Linked DNA regions of Homo sapiens: region 1 is linked to region 2. Evidence: chromatin loops called from intact Hi-C (ENCODE). Cell type or tissue: sigmoid colon. All regions are shown on one strand. Region 1 has its middle 12 kb from the start of PP2D1. Region 2 overlaps RAB5A (RAB5A, member RAS oncogene family).

Evidence for each region. Peaks named below come from ENCODE experiments on the same cell type or tissue, not always from the same donor. Only the 100,000 strongest peaks of a DNase experiment are listed, where the experiment ranks them.
Region 1: a loop joins it to region 2, with 2.9 times the contacts of the local background. A loop is called at or near these places in 38 of 110 quality-filtered maps.

Annotation. Positions count from the first base shown.
Region 1 is chr3:20,022,099-20,026,098 of GRCh38, forward strand. No RefSeq gene overlaps it. Among named protein-coding and RNA genes, the nearest start is that of PP2D1, 12 kb to the left of the region's middle. RefSeq lists a cis regulatory region at 762-1,209. In sigmoid colon, no CTCF peak of the experiment used is centred here; a DNase peak (open chromatin) is centred at 1,843.
Region 2 is chr3:19,950,084-19,954,083 of GRCh38, forward strand. It overlaps RAB5A (RAB5A, member RAS oncogene family), which reads left to right. Exons shown (of 6, transcript NM_004162.5): 2 at 723-978. The coding sequence starts at 816. Among named protein-coding and RNA genes, the nearest start is that of RAB5A, 5.0 kb to the left of the region's middle. In sigmoid colon, no CTCF peak of the experiment used is centred here; no DNase peak of the experiment used is centred here.

The DNA.
Region 1 (4,000 bases), 72 kb after region 2:
CACTGAAGCCTGGGAGGCGGAGGTTGCAGTGAAGCAAGAGTGTGCCACTGCATTCCAGCCTGGGTGATAGAGTGAGACCCTGAAAAAAAAGGAAGGAAGGAAGGAAGGAGAAGGAAGGAAGGAAAGAAAGAAAGAAAGAAAGAAAGAAAGAAAGAAAGAAAGAAAGAAAGAAAGAAAGAAAGAAAGGTAGGAAGAGAAAGCAAGCCAACTGGAAACAGCTACATACTATATAATTCTAATTATATGACATTCTGTAAAAGACAATACTATGGAGACAGTAAAATGATCAGTGGTTTCCAGGGGTTCAGGAGAAGAAGGGATGAATAGGTGGAGAACAGGAGATTTTTAGGGCTGTAAAACTATTCTGTATGATAATGTAATGGTGAATACTTGTGACACATTTGTCAAAACCTATAGAATGTACAACACAAAAAGTGAACTTTAATGTCAACTATGGACTTTAGTTTATAATGATATATCAATATTGGCTCATCAACTATAACAAATGTACCACGCTAATGCAAGATGTTAATAATAAGGGAAAGAAGTGGTGGGAGGCAGTGAAGTGTATATTGGAAGTGTCTGTACTTTCTGCTCAATTTTTTTGTAAACCTAAAACTACTCAAAAGTAAAATGTATTAATTAAAGTGTGGTGTGTGTGTGTGTAAGCAGGGCATTCTGAGAAAATATCTTTCTGGAAGTGCATCTAGTAATTTTTTCCCCCTAATTCATATCTGAAACACATACAAATAAACAGTGAATGTTGTAGGAAATTAGAAGATAGACCACTATCTTGGGAAAGATAACAATGCAAGAGAAGAATTCCTTTATTTTAAGATGGTTATTTCAATTAATTATTTTATATATTGAGCACCTGCAGGGGTAGGCACTAGACATAAAGGCCAACAGCAGGTCTCTGTGCTTGATGAGCTCAGTGCCTGTCATGGGGAAGACAGACACACAGATGCACTACTAGATAATAACATTATCAGTGCTGACCATGTGCTGGGCTCTTTCTAAGCATTCCACCCACATTGTCTCTCAACCATACAACAACCCTGCACACAGGCACTAATAATCTACTTTACAGACAAGGACCCTAAAGCTCTAGAAAGTGAGTTAACTTTGCTGCAATAAATGGCAGAGCCCAGGTGTGTTGACCTGCAAACAGTTTGTCAGAAACTGCCAAACTGTCTTCCAAAGTGGCTGTAAAAATCAATTCATTTTGGAAGAAGAGGACAATCAGTGATACATTTGCTTAGATGTTTCTTTCACATTATTTGAAAGCGTTGAACTTCAAATACATTCACAAATCTTAATATCTGGTTCTCCCTCTTCCATTCTTGCCTTACTCCCACTGGAATAAATTCTTTGGCTTGTCATCCTCCCAACTTCAGGACAATCAAATACATATGGCTTAATGGGAAGGTGGTCAGATTAGAAAATATTCACAGCCAATCTCTCCAGTAGGCAGCCCTTGTTTGGCTTAAAACTGCCCGTTGAATTCAAGTTTCTTACATGTTCCACAACTATGATTGTAAAAGTCAAGGCAGCAGGCACCAGCCTGTGTGGAAGAAAGTTATATTTAGTATTCCTTTCGGAGCTGTCTCTTTGGATATCGTGGAGATTCTGGTACAGGCTGTTACTGTTTGAGGGCTTCTGGGCCTGTGGCAGAGAAGGAGTGGGTGGTTTGCTGACAGTTCTTATAAATACCCCCAGTATTTATTTAATGGCAGAAACACACAGAGAGAACACACAGAGTATTAGAGGAGAGAACATAGCTTAGCTCCATTCATCCCCTGGGCCCAGGACCAAGCACTTCTAATCTGTTCTGAGGAACTGCTTCTGGGGCCAGCTGCAGCCCTGTGTCTGGGGGAAGTCACCTGCCTGCTTGCTGAAGGAGGAAGGAAGGAAGGAACAGGGAACAATGAGGCCCTTGTAAAAGCCAAGTTTTGCTTTTTTTTTTTTTTTTAAGTTTATTTTCTAACCATATCACTCTTCTGCTTAAAACCTTTCAGTAGCTTTCCACTGTTTCTGGAATAAAGGTCAAAAGTCCTAATATGATGAGAAAGGTTCTGTAGGGCCTGGCCAAAGCCTGACTCTTCAGCCTAATCTCTCCCCACTTTCCCATTCATTAACATTCCTCAAACATAATCCACACTCTGCCCACCTCAGGCCTGTACATGCTATTCTCTCTGCTCAAAGGCTTTTCTCTCCACTGGCACTCAGTTAATTCTAACTCATTCCTCAATTAAAACCTCATTTCCACAAGCTGAACTTTAGCATCATCAGAAAAATGTTTCCTGATGCTTCACAGGAATCCTCCACACTTTGTCAAATGCCTCCAGAACTCCTTATGCTTTGCATTGATTCAAGTTTTTTATTTTATTTTATTTATTTATTTATTTATTTATTTATTTATTTATTTATTTACTTACTTACTTACTTACTTACTTACTTATGTGAGACGGAGTCTTGCTCTGTTGCCCAGGCCAGAGTGCAATGGCACGATCTCAGCTCACTGCAACCTCCACCTCCCAGGTTTAAGCGATTCTCCTGCCTTAGCCTCCTGAGTAGCTGGGATTACAGGCACGTGCCACCACGCCTGGCTAATTTTGTATTTTTAGTAGAGACGGGGTTTCTCCATGTTGGTCAGGCTGGTCTCGAACTTCTGACCTCAGGTGATCCACTCACCTCGGTCTCCCAAAGTGCTGGGATTACAGGTGTTAGCCACCGAGTCTAGACTTTTTTTTTTTTTTTTTGAGACAGAGTTTTGCTCTTGTTGCCCAGGCTGGAGTGCAATGGCTCGATCTTGGCTCACCACAACCTCCACTTCCCAGGTTCAAGTGATTCTCCCGCCTCAGCCTCCCGAGTAGCTGGGATTACAGGCATGAGCCACCACGTCCAGCTAATTTTGTATTTTTAGTAGAGACGGGGTTTCTTCATGTTGGTCAGGCTGGTCTGAACTCCCGATCTCAAGTGATTTGCTGCCTCAGCCTCCCAAAGTGCTGGGATTACAGGCATGAGCCACCATACCCGGCTGATTCAAGTTTGTAATGGTGTATTTGTTTGATTATTTAAGCAATGTCTGTCTCTTCATTCCCATCCTGCTTGCCTTTTTAATCCCAGAGCCAATTCATAGATTCGTAGTAAATATGCCTGCTATATAGTAAAAGTTTCATAAATATTTATTAAATAAATTAATAAACAAATAGAGTAATCATTTGAGCTCTTAAATATTTAGTTTTTAATAGAGGGAGTAAGAAAGATTCCCATATTTTTCCCTCATCCTCAGTTCTTAGCAGTGAGGTCTTAGTCTGAAGATACGTGCCTCAGAAGCTGGCCAATAGAAGAGGTAAGAGAAGCCAGAGTGGACTCTGCTGAGAATTTGGCCACCAAGCAGTCATCTCCCTTAGAACTGTGCTCTCCAACATGGTAGCTATTAGCCCCATAATAGGTGGCTATTTAAATTCAAACTATTTAGAATTTTAGCTTATCAGTCTTATCAACCACATTTTGCACACTCACACATGGCCAGTAGCTACCATATTGAATAATGCAAATAGAGAACATTCCCTTTATCACAGGAAAATGTATTGAAGAGTGCTGCTCTGGAATAGAAAATACCCTCTTCTGCACAGAGCATAGGATTCTCAGCAGGGTGACAGAAGAGAGCCCATTTTCCCCTCTGCTTTCAAATCAGGAGATGGGGGAGAGACCCTGCATCTATTACTACATTTGTTTCTATCACATAGAATTGTAGGTGCTGCAGCTGAAGGTGCTTTATTGCAAATAAAACCACTAAATGCTTCCAAATACAGGGTTGTTGTGAAGATTAAATTAGTTACAACCCATGTTCAGGCCCTTAGTTGGCTCTCAATAAATGTTAGCCATTTTGCAATACTCATCATGTGAATGAAAAAACAAAAAAAAAAATTTAAATTTAAAAAGTTGGGCACGCCTGTAATCTCAGCACTTTGGAAGGCTAAGGTGGGAGGAC
Region 2 (4,000 bases):
CTACAAAAAAGTTACAATTATTGTAAGTAAATAAGTCAGTAATAATCACCACATGGAGAACAACTGTTAGCATTTCTGTGTATGGTGTGCTTGAGCAGATGAGGAAACAGTTTTAAGTCTGCCGTTAGGCACACAAACCTGGGAGACTGAAAATATTTGTTGTCCAAAATTACCATTAATTAAATGAAAAATGCATCGTTTAACAGAAAACTTCAAATAATACTAAATTTTAGGATCTGTTCTAAAAGTTTCCCATTTATTAATAACATAATTTTTCTCAAAACAATGTTAATCCAAGTAGCCTGGCTACAGAACTTGAACTCGAGTCATCTCTCAGGTTGCCTGGGTTTGAAACTCGGCTCTGTCACTTCTGTGACAATAACTGTGTGACCTCAATTAAGCTTCTTAACATCTCTGTGCTTGTTTCCTCATTTATAAGGATTGTAATAATATCTCATTTTATAGGATTGTTGAGAAGTTAAGTACTTAAAGCACTGCCTGGCACAAACTTGAAGCTTTGAGGTTAGCCTTTAAAAAAAAAAGTAATTTTGGACTCACATCCTATACCTTTGAATTTCCTTTAAAAGATAGTGACATAATCTAAAGGGCATTGAAGGTCTAGTAGAGTTTAAGATAATCATGCTATAGGCAATATTTAAAGTGATTAATAGTAAATTTGCTTTACTGATTTGTATATTTAATTCATAATTGTTTCTTTACAGGTTTCTTTACCTCCAGAAAGAAGAATATTGGCCCCTTGAATTCTGGAAGTTCATTGAAGAGTCTGAAATTAGGGACTTATTTCAAATTTGGACATGGCTAGTCGAGGCGCAACAAGACCCAACGGGCCAAATACGGGAAATAAAATATGCCAGTTCAAACTAGTACTTCTGGGAGAGTCCGCTGTTGGCAAATCAAGCCTAGTGCTTCGTTTTGTGAAAGGCCAATTTCATGAATTTCAAGAGAGTACCATTGGGGGTGAGATTTTCTTTTTTCCCTGCTTCATTTAATCGAATCATACATTGACAGAAAATATTTTGATGTTCCAATTGTGTGATTATGAATAGCTAAATAAGTCATAGAGTGAAGAAAAGAGCTGTTCAGCTTACCTTAGCTTTAAAACTTGCCTTTATCTTTGTTAAAATGATGTGTTTTTATATTTGATTGTTTGGTTAATCCCTTGTGGTTATATTGTAGCTAAAATACAGATAAAAAACATGAGTAGAATCAGTGTCTCAAGTAATAACATTTGACCTGATACCTATTTCTAGCTAACAACTAGAAGCTTCTTCAAATTAATACAGTACATGTTTGTGCTCAATTATATTGGTTTAAAATGAATAGTAAAAAAGGTAACCTTAAATTCTGATCTATATAACTGAAGTATTTGCAAATAATTATACTTACTTGTAAAATTAAATGTAATTAAATACTGCTAGATGTACTTTTTTTTGGTATTTAAGAGATGGGATCTTGCTGTCGCCTAGGCTGGAGTGCAGTGTCCGGATCATAGCTCACTGCAGACTGCAGCCTGAAACTCTAGGCTCAAATGATCTTCTTGCCTTAGCCTCCCACCAAGTAGTTGGACCTAAGGGTGCATGCCACCATGCCAGGCAAGTTTTTTTTTTTTTTTTTTAAGAGTCAGAGTCTCGCTGTGTTTCCAGGTTGGTCTTGAACTCCTGGCCTCAAGTGAGCCTCCAGCCTCAACCTCCCAGGTAGCTGTGATTACAGGTGCTCCCTGCTGAGATGCATATGTAAGAATGCTCCTAAGCTGAGGGAAGAGAAAAAGTGATTAATGGAAAGGGACATAACAGGAAAATGGAACCTGAAGAAAAAGATGAAAGAAGAAGGGAAAGAGTAGGCACTGACAAGGGTGGTTATGGTGGGACAGAGATGAGGGGAAGGTAAGATGCAGGGTGAAAAGGAGACAACAAACAGTACAGTATTGTCAAGAGAGGACGTGAAATGGGAAAATTGAATTTTAGCTGGACATGGTGGTGCATTCCTGTAGTCCCAGGTATTTGGAGGCTGAGGCAGGATTATTTTAGCTTGGGAGTTCAAGTCTAGCCTGGGCAACATAATGAGAACCCATCTCTTAAAAAAAATTGACTTTAATCAAAGAAACCTATAATTATATAGCAGTGGGACAAGATAGCCTCTTTTGGGCCTCTGTTTCATCTGTGAAATGATGCTTTTCAATTAGATGATGTGTGGCAAGAGCCACACGGTTTGAGATTCACAATATTTTGCAAGTGATATATAATTAAGCAATGCTGTTTTCTAAGGTATTCATGTATATATTTTAACCCCATCCTGTAAAATTAAAGTCAAACTTTGGAAATAAGACAGGTAGATACCAACTGGCATGTGGCAACTTCTTGGAATCTGTCTTTCAGAAGCAAAACTTTATACTGTGCATTTAGTGAATGCTCTTCTGCAAATATACTTGAGAATGTTATTCATAATCTTAGACCCATTCTAGTAAGATAAGTTACAGAAGTCTACTACCTCCTGGCCTTTGTATATCTTGTTAAAATGTTATATTAGAATGTTTTATGTTTTTTCTAATGGCTGAGCATCAGAAAGCATCATGGAGCTTTTATTTTGAGTCAGAAGTCTTGGCATTTTAAAAAATGTTAATACACAATATATTAGACATCTTTGTGATTTTTTTTTTCCCTGAAAGTACATCCACGTGTGATTTTGTTGTTGTTGTTGTTATTGTTAATACATTATATCCAGTTTAATAATGAAATACTACTTCTCAAGAAGGCTTTGCTTCCTCCAGAAGTGATTTGGTCAAAGCTAACTGTCCCATCTAGTAGGAAAAGTTTAAAGACTGCTAGATCATGTCCACCCACTTATTTCACTGTTAATGGAAGCATTTCCCAAAGTATATGTGCATTCTGGGTTAAATAACCTGGGCCACGTAGGTTTGGGACTTACTATATGCTACTCTTCTCCTCTCTCTTTATTATTTTATTAAAACAATAAAAACTCTGAAGTACTGTAGTATAGGACTTAATTCCTGGGGAGCTTTGCAAGAGCTTAAGATTAGAATTTTTATCTTGTTTTGGATAATGCACTTCTAAGTTTATTTTTTCCTAATGATAGCTCAAGAAGGATGTTTAAAAGAAAAATGTAACCCCATATCCTGTGTATCATAAATATATCTCTGATATGTGTGTATCTCTATATAATCTCCATGTAACACCAGTTAGATTGTCTAGATTTCATTAATGAATTTTTCATAAAGATTTTCATTTCTATGTGTAGAGCTTCCTGTTTAAAAACAAAAAGGAATTTGCATCCAAATTTCTGTTAATCCTTTTTTTTTTTTTTTTTGGAGACAAGGTCTCTGTCGCCCAGGCTGGAGTGCAGTGGTGTAGCCCTGGCTCACTGCAACCTCCGCTTCCCAGGATCAAGCAATTCTCATGCCTCAGCCCCCCAAGTAGCTGGGACTACAGGCGCAAGCCACCACTCCTGGCCAATTTTTGTATTTTTAGTAGAGATGGGGTTTCACCATGTCGGTCGGGTTGGTCTTGAACTCCTGGCCTCAAGTGATCTGCCTACCTCGGGCTCTCCAAGTGCTGGGATTACAGGCATGAGCCACTGCCCCTGGCCCAACTTTCTGTTAATCTTTATTGGATACTTTTTCACTGTGCTGACCCCATGTGAATACTATTCAGGAGGTATGACAGTACCATTATGGTTATAGCTGTGGACACTATTCTTTTATGCTCTGTACTCATAGCTCTTCACCTTTAGGAACTAGAGTAGATGTAAAGCATTTAAGAATTTTAAGGTTTGAGCTATTTCATGATCAACCTGAAAGGGCCATAACTTGTAGGTAATACGTATTTTTGTTTTGACTGTCATGTGGTAGAAGTTACCTGAAAAATGAAGCCAACCAACTCTTTTGCATTTCAACTGTTGGTTTATTTTTTTTGAGACGGAATTTCACTACGTGGCCCAGGTTGGAGTGCAGTGGTGTGATCTA